Regions from separate parts of the Homo sapiens genome. Here region 1 is linked to region 2. Evidence: chromatin loops called from intact Hi-C (ENCODE). Cell type or tissue: psoas muscle. All regions are shown on one strand. Each heading gives the region's core, and the rest is flanking DNA. Links, peaks and the distances in the headings are about the cores only.

Region 1 (8,335 bases), core at 125-8,124, 360 kb before region 2:
ACTTACAAGGGATGTGAAGGACCTCTTCAAGGAGAACTACAAACCACTGCTCAAGGAAATAAAAGAGGATACAAACAAATGGAAGAACATTCCATGCTCATGGGTAGGAAGAAGCAATATCATGAAAATGGCCATACTGCCCAAGGTAATTTATAGATTCAATGCCATCCCCATCAAGCTACCAATGACTTTCTTCACAGAATTGGAAAAAACTACTTTAAAGTTCATATGGAACCAAAAAAGAGCCTGCATTGCCAAGGCAATCCTAAGCCAAAAGAACAAAGCTGGAGGCATCACACTACCTGACTTCAAACTATACTACAAGGCCACAGTAACCAAAACAGCATGGTACTGGTACCAAAACAGAGATATAGATCAATGGAACAGAACAGAGCCCTCAGAAATAAGGCCGCATATCTACAACTATCTGATCTTTGACAAACCTGAGAAAAAACAAGCAATGGGGAAAGGATTCCCTGTTTAATAAATGGTGCTGGGAAAACTGGCTAGCCATATGCAGAAAGCTGAAACTGGATCCCTTCCTTACACCTTATACAAAAATCAATTCAAGATGGATTAAAGACTTAAACGTTAGACCTAAAACCATAAAAACCCTAGAAGAAAATCTAGGCATTACCATTCAGGACATAGGCGTGGGCAAGGACTTCATGTCTAAAACACCAAAAGCAATGGCAACAAAAGCCAAAATTGACAAATGGGATCTAATTAAACTAAAGAGCTTCTGCACAGCAAAAGAAACTACCATCAGAGTGAAATTTTCACAACCTACTCATCTGACAAAGGGCTAATATCCAGAATCTACAATGAACTCAAACAAATTTACAAGAAAAAAACAAACAACCCCATCAAAAAGTGGGCAAAGGACATGGACAGACACTTCTCAAAAGAAGACATTTATGCAGCCAAAAAACACATGAAAAAATGCTCATCATCACTGGCCATCAGAGAAATGCAAATCAAAACCACAATGAGATACCATCTCACACCAGTTAGAATGGCAATCATTAAAAAGTCAGGAAACAACAGGTGCTGGAGAGGATGTGGAGAAATAGGAACAGTTTTACACTGTTGATGGGACTGTAAACTAGTTCAACAATTGTGGAAGTCAGTGTGGCGATTCCTCAGGGACCTAGACCTAGAAATACCATTTGACCCAGCCATCCCATTACTGGGTATATACCCAAAGGACTATAAATCATGCTGCTATAAAGACACATGCACACGTATGTTTATTGCGGCATTATTCACAATAGCAAAGACTTGGAACCAACCCAAATGTCCAACAATGATAGACTGGATTAAGAAAATGTGGCACATATACACCATGGAATACTACGCAGCCATAAAAAATGATGAGTTCATGTCCTTTGTAGGGACATGGATGAAATTGGAAATCATCATTCTCAGTAAACCATCGCAAGAACAAAAAACCGAACACCGCATATTCTCACTCATAGGTGGGAATTGAACAATGAGATCACATGGACACAGGAAGGGGAATATCACACTCTGGGGACTGTGGTGGGGTGGGGGGAGTGGGGAGGGATAGCACTGGGAGATATACCTAACGCTAGATGACGAGTTAGTGGGTGCAGTGCACCAGCATGGCACATGTATACATATGTAACTAACCTGCACAATGTGCACATGTACCCTAAAACTTAAAGTATAATTTAAAAAAAAAACAAAACAAAAAAGAAATAAATTTGCCTTGCTGAGGAAAAAAAAAAAAAAAGAATCATTCCCTGAAATTTTGCATTTCAGAGGTTGCTGTTGCTTAAGTTCACCCTAGGAGCAGGAAAAATGAGGGTGCATTTAACAGAAACAGGAAATTAAGGGGAGGAGATTTTTGGCGAAGGAATACAAGCCAGGAAAGGAGACTCAATAAATGCTTACGGATAGACCATTAAATGAAAGAGTCTTATTTGTTGAGTTTCAGTTTCCAACAGGACATTTTTCATGGCCTGCCAAAGTTAGGCACACCTCCTCTCAAGGGGCAAGACTGCATTTCAGTTACTTCCCTAATTCAATGAGATAGAAATTTCAAGTCTGCAAGAAACAGAGACAGGCTATGCAATTTCTTTAGCTTTTTTATTCCCAATCAAATGCAGGGCCAGACAATACCAGGATTTACCTGTGCTGATCTTGCCGTCTGCCTAAGAGTGGCTGATGAGGGTGATTCCTCAATTGTCCAGGTAAACCTGGACTCTCTACTAGTTCAAAACATGTTGGGTTCAGATGAGGAGTTTCCTTGCAACAGAGCTGAGCCAGTCTGAGCAAATTCATGCTACTACCTTATATGAAGGGAGTGTCTGACCACTCCAATTGTTTCCCTCAGAGTAGAAAGGTGAGTGCATTGTGGCACCCAGTGATTGCTTGGGACCCCAAGGTTTAAAATTCTTTATATGTTAAATGAAAAAATATAAACTAAGCATGCATGATTTCTAAACAAAGAAAATTCTTAAGCAGGAAATTTGGAATTGTATAATCCTTGTAGCAAAGGTTCAACTTTGTGAAAGGTATCTCTTATCTCTGGGGAAGGGCACACAGAGCTCTGCATTATTGTTTAGAAACAATAGATGATATTCACATACTATAATCCCATTTGCTTCCATGAGCAGGAAAAACTTGTTTTATGGGAGTATCAGGGTCTCAGCTCATTAGTGCGTTTTTCTCAAAGTAAACGGAAAGACTGAGGAGGCCAGAGCTTGAGAGGTTAGATTGGGTGGGGGTAGATTAAGGATACGTTGAGGATACCCTGTCATTGAAGCCCTGTTGAAAGATGACCATATATGCCCCTCTCCAAGTCTAACCTTTTCTTACAGAGGCTGACTCCCTCCTCCCATTTGCCAGCACAACCACCTAATCTTTTCTCTACTTTTATAAGTCAACAAGAAAAATAACATTCCCTAAATAAGAGATTTCATTTTTCATCAAAACAGAACCTTCTTTTATGTAGCTACACATAAGCTTCCTTACTGAAGCACCAAATTCAAAAGCAGCTGTAAGTAAAAAGAATTTGCTCTTATCATAAATAAAAGATTGTATATGTGAACTTATTTGCAGTAAAGCCTTACAATAAAAATATAATTTATAACCTAGTTTCTCCTGTGTATTTTATGTAATATCCTAGTAAAATATTTCCATTTTACAACATGTACCTATTAAAACCATTCCTTATAAAACTGTCGGCATAAAATAAAATACAAAAATTTGGAAGAAAAAGCAGAGGAAAAGAAAATATATCAAGAAGAGGTGATGAAAGGCCACTGAAATATCCTTGTGGAAATCCTCCCAGTGAGATATAAATAACAGTAATAAAGAGGCAGTGGATGATGCTGATAATTAACAAGGATATTTTAAGGTGAGAAATACTTAAATCCTTCTTAGAATGTCATTTTCCTCTATGCTAAAAAGGAATTCTATCGCAATAAAAATTGGAGACAGGACCCTACTACTGAGGTGGAATGACTTTACAAAGTCAGTCAATTAAAATGTCCTGGAAATGGCAAATATTGTCTGTGAAAATGCTGCCTGACATTTGATTGGCATTTGCTCTCTGGTGTACAGATGCTCCTCCCACCTGTAGGTGGAGTTGTAGCCTGTTAGCCAAGGACCTCTTAAAACCCCTAATTAGATCTGTCATTCTTTATTATGGTCGTAACTATTTTTAAGTGATTTCAAATTTACAGAAAAAAAAAAAAGAATACAAGAAGAACCAAAGGAACTTCAGATACCCTTCTTTCAGATTCGACAACTGTTAATGTTTTACCACATTCCCTCTTTCTCTCTCTCATGTAAGTGTGTGTATGTGTGTGTAAGATAGATAGAATAGATATAGTTATAGATGTATAGGTAGTTTGATCATTTGGGAAGAAGTTGCAAATTTATATAACCCTAAAACTTCAGTGTATATTTTGGGTACTCTTTTTCACAATTAGAATAAAATTATCAAAATCAATATGTATCTAATCTATAGATCTTATCCAAAGGTTGCCAATTGTCCCAATAACAACTTTCATATTAAAAAAAAAAAAAAAAACTAAAGAAAAAAGAAAAAGGAAATTCTTGTCCCAGATCCAATCCAGGATCACACACTGCATTCCATTGTCATGCCTCTTTGACTTCTCATCTGAAACATTACCTGCGTCTCTTTGTTTAGTCTAACCTTTACACTTATTAAAGAGCACAAGTCGGTTATTTTATAGAATGACTTGGTTTTGTCTGATGTTTCTTCAGAATTGCACTCAGATTACACATTCTTGGCAGGAATACACAGAATCAATCTTTCTCAGTGTATTGTATCAGGAAGCACATACTAATTTGTCCTAAAAATCTATTGGTTAAGGTGAGGTGATATTCATCATAAAATTGCTCTTTCCCCTTTTTAATAAGTGGACATATTTTGAGATTAAGCAAATATCCTGTTTCTCGTCAAATTTTTGCCCAAGAGTTTCAACATCTGTTGATGACTCTTACCTACATCAAGTTACTGTGGTGGTAGCTGAATGAGAAGCAACACCTTGCTACATGGAAGGGGTGTACCAGTATCTCTGGGGAATGGGATAGTGTAATTCTGTACTTGAAAAATAAAGCAGTATCTATTTTTACTACAATCTACAGAAAGTAAAGGTCAACAAAATTGTCCTAGTTAATGGGAGTAGCTAGAACATAAATCTATTTCCTGTGCATCAGTAATTCTCAATGGAAGAGTGAGGTTTGTATTGCTATCAACAAGTTCAGAGGTTTAGACTGAGAAACAGTCTACCAGAGACATTTCTTTCAAGAAAAATGAACCTCCAGTTTAGAAAATGAAATGGCTGTTTTTATCCTAGGTAATTGTTCTGTTTTTATGGAAAGACACTTCGAATTATGTAACAACCAAGTATTTTTTTTCTTTTGAGAACACATGCTAGGAAATTTAGAGCCTCCACTGTGTCCAATTCACTGTGGTAGGTCTTCAGAATCTGTGTTCTTGGTCTCATTCCTGGACCATGCTATGTTTCCAGCTAGTTTTTCTTTCTTCTTTTACTCTGACTTACTTATGTATCTTATTTCTGTAGCTAGACTGAAACCTTGTGGAGTAAGGTGGGCATATGAATGAATTAACAAAATGTGCTTTCTTTGTTTCATAATTTGCTCTATCTCAAATCTTCAGATATCTAATTTCTCATCAACTAGAGCTGTCTTATGTTGTCCCACTTGATACGACATTTTGGAGGATGAGAGTGGTAAAAGAACTCACAGGAAGCTTTAAGTCAGTGTTATTGGTAGATTCAGCAACTTCCTGGTTTCTAGGACTCTAAAATGATGATTGAGTTTGGTTATTGTATGTCACATGGAATGGGCTTTCCCAGTACAGGTAAAAGAACACTGGGCCAGGGGTCAGAAGGCTCATGAATGGGACAGTTCTACCTCTGCCATTAACCAGGTATGTGACCTTGAATAAGTTGGTTCAGCTCGCTGGGCTGCAAAATCTTTGTCAGAAAGTGGACATAAAAGCACCTAAGCTGTCCATTTCCCTAAACTGTTGGAAAGTTTAATATCACAGTGCTTCAAGAACTGCAAGATCCAAGGATTCTTTATCTTGCCTTCTGGTAAAAGAATCAAGGAGACATTTAACAAGAGAACAAATGTACAAATAATTTAATTTCAGATAATGGTAATTTCTACAAAAACTGGATAGAATAAAATATTCAAAAATGATTGAGGGGAGTGCCTTATTTTAGATAGGCTGGCCAGTGGAGGCCTCTGTAAGGAGTAGATATTTCATCAGAGACCTGAATAATGGGAAAGAGAAAGCTATGCAATGAGATGAGAGCCTGTGAAGCTGCGACACAAGCCCTGGGGCACGAACCAACTCAAGTAGGAGCCAGAGGTTGTGTGGCTGTCTGCACCTGTGCAGGGTAGAGGTGAGTAGGGAGAGGGCAGGTGTAGCTTTCCGAAGCCAATCCCTCTGTAGCCTGAGTATAGAGAGCACAGACTCTGAACATCTACAAACCTCAGTGCACTTCCTGGTTCTGCTTCTTGCCCACCTTGGTGCAGGTACTTAACCTCTCTGGGTTGCAGTTTTCTAATACATAAAACAGGAGTAATAGTAATGGCAGCTACTTCAAAAAATGGTTGTGAGAATTAAGTGGAATATTGCATAGCACTGTGCCTGGCACAGGTAAGCTCTCAAGAAGCATTAGCTATTATTTTCTGTTCTACTCTGATTTCTCCATCAGTTGAACATCCGTGGCCCTCACAGAATAAACTGCACAACTCAGGGTTCAGGAGTATGCTCTAAAACTTTTCTATGAGGATAAGCAGGAAACTCCCCAAAGGTAGGGACCATGTCTACTTTGGTCCCATGGCACCTGGCACAAAGATGCACATAGTAAGTGTCCAATAAGATACCTAACCTGAGTAATTATTTGTGAAAGGTGGTTTCTGATAGTTGTAACAAGCCAGCCACAAAATGCAGGCAGTAAATCATACTCCCTATGCCTGGCTGTCTATAAAATTCACAATGAGCACAATTTGTTTTTAAACTGAAGCTATGTGAAATGTTTTTAGATCACACTAACATATTCAGATGCATGCTCACCTTAAGTAATGTGTTGTCTCAGGAGTGAGTCCCTGGATCTGCCATAGTAGCTGATTTTTATCAACAATTAGGAAAAGAGGCATTTGTTTGATTATGCGCCCAATTTCTGAACAAGCGGCTCCTCAGCCAACCATTGCAAATACCTCCCCACCACCACCAGCGTTTCCAAGTTCAGACTTCTCATTCTGATCATGTTAGGAATGTAATCAAGGCCCTCTGTGGAGATAAGTTAATTATCTCCTCAGGCAATGAACAAACACACGGGTTTGGTTTCTGACCATGTTGCCTGAAGAGAGGACACCACAGAGGAGCTTAGAGCTTGTCAGCTACCACCCCAAGGCCCTTCGTGGCATCTGGGAGCCATGGCCCAAAGTGATTCTGGCCCCTCTGTCCCAGGTTCTGCACTGCACCTGCTTTTGGTGATACAGAACTTGGCTGGCCCTGTCCTCGTTCTCCCCGAGCCAGCCCAGCCATGCCCTATGTTACTGGGGTTGGGCTCCTGGAGCTCACCTGGCACCTCCTGCAGCCCAGGACATCTCCCAGCACAGGATGCCCCTCTGCAAAGCTGATCTGGCTCCGCTGAGCCTCCCAAGAGAGATAAGGAAAGAAATCAGCTTGTCTGTCCTCCATCACTGGGCTGCCAGGGACAGTGGGACCCAAAGACTCTAACAGAAATCACCTGCCTATCTCCATGTTTTAAACTTCTGCTTTAATCCAGCTCAGAGTGGGATTAGCTGCCTCAGAGACTGCTAATTGCCAGATGGCCGCTGATAGCCAACTGCAGAAGCGTGTGTGTCAGAGCCTGTCATGGGGCCTTAAGAAGTCAGATCTGAAAGGGATGTTAGACAGCCCAGCAAACCCTTCATTTTCTCATTATGACAATGGGTAAACTGAGGCCCAGAGGGGCAAGGTGGCTTGCTCTTGGATACACAGCGAGTTTACAGCATGTGCCTGTGGGTTGCATTTGCATTAGGAAGAGCAAGAAAAGAGCATTGAAAGACCTCAATATACCCCTAGCTGATTATGCCCTGCTGCCCCTATGGAGAGGCAGAAGCAAGAGGAAGGAGAGCTAATTTATTGAGTATCTCTTATATTCCAGACTTGACGGCAGCTGCTTTCATGGGTGATACCCGGGTTCTAGCCCTCAATCTGACAGGGCATGCGATCTTGGGTAAATCACTTCCCCTCTGGGCAGGGGGCTGGGGGGTTCTTAATACCTTATATGCAGATTGAGAAAAGTAAACTGAATCATCTTCAAAACAGTGGCTCTCATTCTTTAATGTGCACCGTAATCTTTTGGAGGACTTGTTAAAATACAGATTGCTGGGGCCCAACCTGTTTCTGATTCAGTAGGTGTAGATTAGGACCTGAGAATTTACATTTCAAATAAGCTTCCAAGAGATGCTGATGCTATCCAGCCATGGGCCCCACTTAAAGCTGTATTGCTGTAAGATGTAGCCCCCAACTCTAAAGTTAAACAGCATGAGTGGGTCCGTGAACAAGAAACACACACAAACATACACAAACAAATACCTTTTTTAAAAGAGTAATCAAAAGAACCCAAACTAGTGAATTAATTCCAATGGATCCAGGCTTTTATGTTTTCTTAAATTCTTCAAAAAAACGCCAACATTAACTTATGGCAACCCAAATATGAACTCAATTTTTTGTCCTGTCCCTCAAGTTTTTTCCTTGGAGAAGAATCAAGTACCATCTTACACTCAA
Region 2 (8,335 bases), core at 80-8,079:
CGGCACACCTGCTGCAGAGGGCAGTGTGGGGGCGGCACACCTGTTGCAGAGGGCAGTGTGGGGGGAGCCCTGTGTCCTGGGGGACGGCTGGTGTCACTCTGGCACCTCAGAGGGACTCATCCTTTGGCCTCACGTCATGCTGTTCCCCTTCCTTCAACCTCGTGACCTGATCTGAATGACACACAGACTTCAGGGGTCAAACCCAAACTTCTGAGGAGGAAGAACCTCAAACTTATCATCTCCTTTACATTTTTCAGGGGAGGAAACAAGTTTTAAATCAGTATGTATACAGCAGACCCCCCTTATCCGCGGGGCATACGTTCCAAGCGCCCCAGTAGATGCCTGAAACTGCAAATAGTAATAAACCGTATGCACACACAGCTTTTTCTTATACATACATGCCTATGATAAAGTTTAGTTTATAAATTAGGCACAGTGAGAGATTAACAATAATAATGAAATAGGATATTTACAATAATATAGTATAATAAAAATTATGGGAATGCACCCTCTCTCTCAAAATATCTTATTGTACAGAACTCAACTATTTTCAGACCATGGTTGACAGTCAGTAACTGAAACTTCAGAAATCAAAACCACAGATTCAGGAGAGCCTGTTGCAGCGTAATCCTATCGTTAAAAGTACATGATATAGGCCGCCTGTAATCCCAGCACTTTGGGAAGCCAAGGTGGGCAAATGGCTTGAACCCAGGAGTTTCAGACCAGCCTGGGCAACATGGCAAAGCCTCATCTCTAATAAAAATATTTTAAAAATAATCCAGGAGTGGTGGTGTGCACCTGTAGCTACTTAAGAGTCTGAGGTAGGATGACTGTTTGAGCCCAGGGGGTGGAAGTTACAGTGAGCCATGATTGCACCACTGCACTCCAGCTTGGGTGAGAAAGCAAGACCCGATTTCAAAAAAAAAAAGTATCTTATATATTAATATAACAAGTATTTATGTGTGCATATATACAGAAGGGGGAAATGTCTGGCAGATATTTACCAACGGTTTATCCTCTTCTGAGTTCATTCATTCCTTTCAATACTTATAAAGACCTTCCATATTAGAAACTGTACTGAAACTCAGTGTCAAAATGTTATTAATTTGATATAACTAATTTAATTTTTTCTTCATTCCCTTTTTTATGTATATTCATATTTTCTCAGTTTTAAAGAATAATGATAACGCACCAAAGAAAAAGCTTCGAAACCAGGCCCCTTGGCCCCCAGGCAGACTCTCTGCCCACCTCCCCCGCTTCCTTCTCCCCAGCTCCTCCCCTCCAGGCTAGGCACCCTGTTTGAGAATCTTCAGACTTCTGCAGGAGCATTTGCACCTGAAGTACCTGTCCCATTTTTTCCCCTCTGATCCCCATGTCCCCTTGGAGCTCAGATGAAGCCCCACCTGGCCTCTCCAGGTCCCGGGACTCCCCAGCATTGGGGTCTGGACAGCTGTGCAGGGCCCCGTCATCTTGCAGAGGTGATATCGCTCTCAGTTCATGCAGCACCGAAGAGGCAGTAAAGGAGATAAACAGAATTTCTGCTCAATGAGTTGATGATAATAATAAATAAGGCCTTTTCTCCAAAGACTTGAAATCTGCTGGCTCATTTCAATGCACAAAATTATTCGTTTAAAAAATTCTCCCCACAGACTTGAAATAGGTGGGGGATTAGTAATCATTAACCCCATTTTGCAGATGGAGAAACCAGGACCCAGCGGGAGCTGGAGCCCACAATGACTGGCAAAGCAGGTGTCCTGACTCCCTGGCCAGTGCCCTATTTGGAGAGGGTACAGTCACAGCCCCAAGCTGCCACTGTAGGCACAGGACCAGAAAGCCATTCCTAGATCCTCAGGAGTCGATACTGAATCCACCACCCAGCTCGCGAACTGCTTCCTTCCTCTGACTCAGAGTTCCCTAAGGCCCAGACTAGCATCTTCTCTTCCCTTTCTCTATCCTTCCAAGACTGAGCAAAGCAAACACAAGGCCCAGAATCCCCTTCTGCCTCCCGCCTCCCCACTGAATGTGCTCAGAACAGGGTTCCCTGAAGGCCCCCGGCACTTGGGGATGGATGATGCTTGGATCAGCTGAACCCCGGCAGGACAACGTCTCTGGTCCAGGCACTTTTATTTTCCAGAAGAATCCTGCCCACCCAGGGAGACTGAGAGGCAGCCATGTGGCTCAGAGCAGGGAGAGGACATCCTTCTCCTGCTCTGCCTTTGACTGTCAGAGCTTCCAGCCTCCGGGTAACCATGGTAATCGGCAGCATTAACCGCAGCAGTGACAGGAGCCTCAGCAGGCCCACTCTGACCTGCTCCACTGCAGATGGTGCACCGCCGGCTTCCCGCAGCTTCGGTGGGGAGCTGTGACCGGCTGCCAAGCCCCTGCTGCACTCACCTGCACACCTGCTGCCTGGGCCCAGAGGTTGCAAAGGGTGGTCTGTTGCCCAGACCCAAGAGTCAATGCTAGAGAGATAAAGGGGCCTTGAACCTCCTGCAACCCTTCACAGGGCCTGGTCAAAAGAGGTCCAGGATGCAGTCCAAAAGCATAGTTGCCACGTCAGCGGAAGCTGTGGGCCTGGGCTTTTTCTCTGGACCCGCCACTTTTCCAGTCTTAGTCCCGACACCAAAGGTGGCAGCCATCCTCCAGTCACCTCAGGAGGCCAGCCCGACCTGAGCCAGTGAGGGCCTCTCATGTCAGAAATTGGGGCCATCCACAGTCATCTTCTGCTCTCTTTACAGGGCCATGCTGAGGAAGCCACAGCAGAGCCATTCTTGACCAGTTGGATGCTGCCACCCACCCACCCCACGGGGCCCATCAGCTCCACTGGCCCATGTGTTTCCAGGTCTCTGACAACAGCTGCATGTCCTGCCAGCCTGATCGTTCTTATTCCTGAGTTCCCTTCCCTCCTTTTAAGCACTGAACGAATCCCAGAGCTGAGCCCCTGCCCAGAACCCAGGGGTCTGTCCTTTGCAGCTCTGAGGGCCAGAGGGGACTGCACACAGGGAAACAAATCCAAGACCTTCTACATTTCTCAGGTCCTTGAGTGCTTCTCTCTGCTCCCAGCCTCCCTGCCCTCCAGAGGCCAGCCCCGGGTTAAACAGGGGTTGCACAGGCCAGAGACCGCATCCCGGATTCCAGACCCACGCGGCTGGAACAGGCTCCGCAAATTCTGCCAAACTATGCGAAGCATTCTTAGGTCCAGCTTCTTCTGAGAAATCTCAAAATGGAGAGGACAAAGGCAAAGACAGTGAGTTTCCCAGGAAGCCCCAAAGCCCTGGCTTCCGCCCAAACTCGTTTGCGGCCCTGGGAGTCCGTGGTGGGGACGGAGAACGACGTGGCACTCCCTCTAGCGGCAAACGTCTCGCACAGAGCCCGGCATCTCTGCGGCCGGAGGCTCGCCTGCCGCATGCTCTCCTGCCAGGGCCACGCAGCCTGCCCTCCTCTCCCGGGGAGGGGAGATCTGCTCAGCAACTCCCCTGTGGCCATGGAAGAGGGGCTGTCGGGTGTCGGGGGAGGAGACCCCCCTCCGGCCTCAAAGCAATTCCCAGCCAGGCCTTCACAGCTGCATCCTGGCGCCTGGGAGGGAGGTCACCACGCTGCCTTCTGCCTTGATTAGGCCGGTAACAGTCAGGAAAGCCCTGGGGCTCACCCGAACCGAGCTGTCTACAGACAAATCACAGGCTCGGAGCTGCTTCACCAAGCCGAGCACAGTCTCCTGTTTCCAGCACTGACTTCCCAGGAAGCCTGGCCGGTTGCCCTGCGCGGTCCCCTCTGGACCTTCTTCAGCCTCTGACACCCCTGCTAGGATTCCATGGTTGGCTCCTGTGCCCTCCACCCCATTCTTTGGGGACACATGTTCTTACGCATCTCTGTACCCCAGCAACCCGCACAGTAATTGTCTATTGAATTCATATAAGAATGAAGAAATAAAACAGTATTTGCTGTTACAAAAGATGTTTCTCCACACAGAGAGTTCTTCACCAGAATCCCCGGGAGGCTCTGCCTGCACCCAGGGAGCTCCATGAGGTCTTCACCGTGCTCCTCCCTTTGTTCCACCCTGTCCTGCCCCAACTAAACTTAGTTGCTTGAGGATAAAGGCTAAGTCTAATCCGTCTCTGGTCCAGAGTCCTGAAGAATGCTGAGAAACATTTAAGGGAGGGAGGAAGAGAGGGAAGGGGAAAGAGAGGGAGGATGGACCCTAATCAAAGTGGGCATTTGACACAAAGCCAATCTCCTTGGTCTGTTTAGCCAGTCTATCTGTCTTCAGAGAGCAAGGGTGCTCTTAACTCCATTAATTAATTAATTTTAATTGTAACAGTTTCACTGAAATATAATTCACATATCATTAGAATTTACCCATTTAAAATACAAGTCGACTGGGCATGGTGGCTCACGCTTGTAATCCCAGCACTTTGGGAGGCCGAGGCGGGCAGATCACCCGAGGTCGGGAGTTCGAGAGCAGCCTGACCAGCATGGAGAAACCCCGTCTCTACTAAAAATACAAAATTAGCCTGGCGTGGTGGCACATGCCTGTAATCTCAGCTACTTGGGAGGCTGAGGCAGGAGAATCGCTTGAACCATGGAGTCGGAGGTTTTGGTGAACCGAGATTGCACCATTGCGCTCCAGACTGGGCAACAAAAGCAAAACTCTGTCTCAGAAAATAAAATAGAATAAAATACAAGTCGGTGGTTTTGAGTGTATTCAAAAAGTTGCACATCCATCAACACCATTTCAGAACATTTTCATTACCTCCAAACATCCACTAGCAGTCGCTTCCCATTCCCTCCAAACCCCTCAGCCCTAGGCAACCACTTATCTACTCTCTGTCTCTGGATTGGCCTATTCTGGACATTTCATAAAGTGGAATCTTACAATCTATGTTGTTTTGTGACTGGCTTCTTTCACTTAGCAGAATGTTTTCAAGGTTCTTCCATGGTGTCCATGTATCAGTACTCTATTTATTTTTATTGCCAAATATTATGTGATAAATACATGGGTTTTTTTGTTTTTTGTTTTGTTTTGAGATGGAGTCTCACTCTGTCTCCAGGGTAGAGTGCAGTGGTGCAATCTCGGCTCACTGCAACCTGTACATGTTATTTTTCCCCTCATTAGTTGATAGACATTTGGGTTGTTTCCACTTTTTGGAATTATGAATAATTTTATTTTTATGATATTAAAAAAATTGTTTGAAGCTTTCCCTGCTTCCAAAGAGGATCTGGGGTAGTCTATCATAAAAATGGTAAAGACATAATAAAATCTTACACTATTCATATGGACATTAATATTTAATATTGAGCTTCCTTGGCTCACTGCAACCTCTGCCTCCCGGGTTCAAGCGATTCTCCTGCCTTAGCCTCCCAACCAAGTAGCTGGGACTATAGGCACACGCCACCACACTCAGCTAATTTTTGTATTTTTAGTAGAGATGGAGTTTCACCATGTTGGCCAGGATAGTCTCGATCGCTTGGGGTATCATGGTGGATAAGACAAATACAGACTTGCCCTTTGGAACACAGGATCCAAGGAGGGAGCATGGCCCTAACCAAGCGGACAACTTGGTATTTCCAAAATGTGAAGTGCTGCAAGGAAAAGGAAGAGGGAGCTGCGATGAGGAACCTCAAAGAAGGCAGAGAACATGCTCACATGAGTGGTCAGGGAAGCCCCAGGAAGGAGGTAGCTTGGAAGTTGAGACCCTAAGAAGGAGCCAGCCATGTAGTCAGAGGGAGGATGATATTTATGGCACAGGGAATCACATGAGCAAGAGCTCCAGGGTGAAAGGGAGCCTAGTGTGGTCCAGGAACAGGGAAAAGCATCGAGGCTCGACTGTGGGGAAAGGGCAGGAGGCACAAGACAGGGTCGCAGAGATCCACGGATGCCTCATGGATCAAGACAGGGAGCTGGAATTTTACTCAAGTACAATAGGAATTCAATGAGAAGTTTTGGAAAGGAGAGTAATGAGAATCGATTTAAGTTTTGAAATGACTGTTGTGTGGAGACTGAATTGAAAAGCAAAAGAAGACACAGGAAACCCTGCTGGGAGGATTTCGTGTGTCCAGAAGGGATGCCTCTATGGGATGGCGGTCAAGTTGGAGAGAAGTGAGGAGACTCAACATATATGGTGGAAGTAAAAAGAACCAGACTACCTGGGAAATTGCTTATGGGGCAGGAAAAAAACCTAAAGAAGAGGGAGGCATCACAGACAGCTTCCAGATTTTAGTTTATGGAACTAGATAAAAGACTGCACCAACTACTGAGGTGGAAAGAATGGAATGGGTTTGGAGAAAGATCCAGAGTTCTATTAGAGACACACCTGGCTTAAGTCGTGTGTGCAACACCCGCATGCAGCTGCCGAGCAGGCCACTGGATATAAGAGGCTAAAGCGCTGAGAGGAGGCCTTCCTGGAGATGCAAATTAGGGACTGTCAGAATCAGAGTGACATTTGCAGGCTTGGTTATGGAGGAGATCACCTGGGAAGATCTTTGAAGCTTATGAAGCGATCTTCCCAGGTACCAAATCAATAAGCCAGTTCTGCCCGTTTGGAGGGAGAAAAAAAATCCCAGATGAGTCTAGCCTTTTGGTGTGTGTAAATTAATGAGTTTGATGGAGCCACGTTTTCTCCAGTCAGTTATGGCTTTGTTTCCATGCATGCCCACACAGATACACAAAACAGCACTCATGACCCCCAAGGAGCCAGGCCCTCACCAAGTGGACAACTCAGTCCTTCCAAAATGTGAAGTGCTACAAGGAAAAGGAAGAAGGAGATGCAATGAGGAACCTCAAAGTGGGCAGAGAACATGCTCACATGAGTGGTCAGGGAAGCCCCAGCAAGGAGGTGACTTGGAAGTTGAGACTCTTAAGAAGGAGCCAGCCATGTGGTCAGAGGGAGGATGATATTTATGGCGCAAGGAATGGCATGAGCAAGAGCTCCAGGGTGAAAAAGAGCCGGGTGTGGTCCAGGAACTGGGAAAGAAGGAGACTTGGGCAGGCAGCTACACTCGGGTCAGCAAGGGAGTTAGCCCCCAACATGGGAAGAAATGTTCCGATCCAGCAGTTAGATTGTCTGTCAACAGGCTACCACTGCAGCAGAAATGTTGTTGTGGCACAACCACTACCAACCACCAATGCAGACTGCAGTGATGCTCTCAAGACTATTTAAGAAGGCGAGAGATTAAGCTACCTGGATTCACACTCAGCTGCAGAGGCAAAGGAAGAAGCTCCATCCATATGTCGCACCCCAGTCTGGGTGAGAAAGCAAGACCCTATCTCAAAAAAAGTATCTTATATATTAATATAACAAGTATTTATAGGTGCATATATACGGAAGGGGGAAATGTCTGGCAGATAATTACCGATGGCTTATCCTCTTCTGAGTTCATTCACTCCCTTCAATACTTACAAAGACCTTCCATATTAGACACTGTTACTGAAACTCAGTGTCAAATGTTATTAATTTATATAACTAATTAAATTTTTCTTCATTCCTCTTTTTATGTATATCCGTATTTTCTCAGTTTTAAAGAATAATGATAATGTACCAAAGAAAAAGCTTCAGGCTGGATGTGGTGGCTCACACCTGTAATCCTAGCATTTTGGGAGGCCGAGGCAGGTGGATCATAAGGTCAGGAGTTTGAGATCAGCCTGGTCAATATGGTGAAACCCCGTCTCTACTAAAAATACAAAAGTTAGCGGGGCGTGGTGGCAGGCACCTGTAATCCCAGCTACTTGGGAGGCTGAGGCAGGAGAATTGCTTGAACCTGGGAGGCAGAGGTTGCAGTGAGCCGCAATCACGCCACTGCACTCCAGCCTAGGCAGCAGAGCGAGACTCCATCTCAAAAAAAAAAAAAAAGAAAAGAAAAAGAAAAAAGAAAAAGTCTCGAAAGCAGACCCCTCAGCCCTCATCATCCTCATCGTCATCCTCATCACCATCACTCTGCTAATAAAAAGCTTGTTTTGTCCACCAAAACCTACAGAAAACTTCCCAAGTTTTATTTTTCTGGAAAATCAACATTTACTAAAGAATTTGCTCAGGACCCCCTGAAGAAAGATAGTATATTGCTGTATTTCTGAGACATGATTCTATTTTTTGATGATTTTACCAGAAAACCTGGGTAAAAAATAAAAGACTTCTCAAGAATCCCATTCCACAGGTAAAGACAATGCTAACTTCTGCTGTTTGTGAACGGGGTGACTTGGCCTTCTCTCTCTGCCACAGAGACCCTGTGATGGGGGGAGTGTGGGCTGCCAGCACAAGCTGAGCTAGGGGAGGAGAAATTAGCAGGGATTTGGCTTTGTCCAGTCGTTTCTCAATGATGAGGGTGATTCAGATATACAAGA

Evidence for each region. Peaks named below come from ENCODE experiments on the same cell type or tissue, not always from the same donor. Only the 100,000 strongest peaks of a DNase experiment are listed, where the experiment ranks them.
Region 1: a loop joins it to region 2, with 5 times the contacts of the local background. A loop is called at or near these places in 4 of 110 quality-filtered maps.

The regions. Positions count from the first base shown.
Region 1 is chr2:22,988,460-22,996,794 of GRCh38, forward strand. No RefSeq gene overlaps it. Among named protein-coding and RNA genes, the nearest start is that of KLHL29, 390 kb to the right of the region's middle. In psoas muscle, for the core only: a CTCF peak has its summit at 3,620; no DNase peak of the experiment used is centred there.
Region 2 is chr2:23,348,355-23,356,689 of GRCh38, forward strand. No RefSeq gene overlaps it. Among named protein-coding and RNA genes, the nearest start is that of KLHL29, 33 kb to the right of the region's middle. In psoas muscle, for the core only: a CTCF peak has its summit at 3,357 (motif pointing left); DNase peaks (open chromatin) are centred at 3,327 and 3,737; H3K27ac peaks cover 359 bases.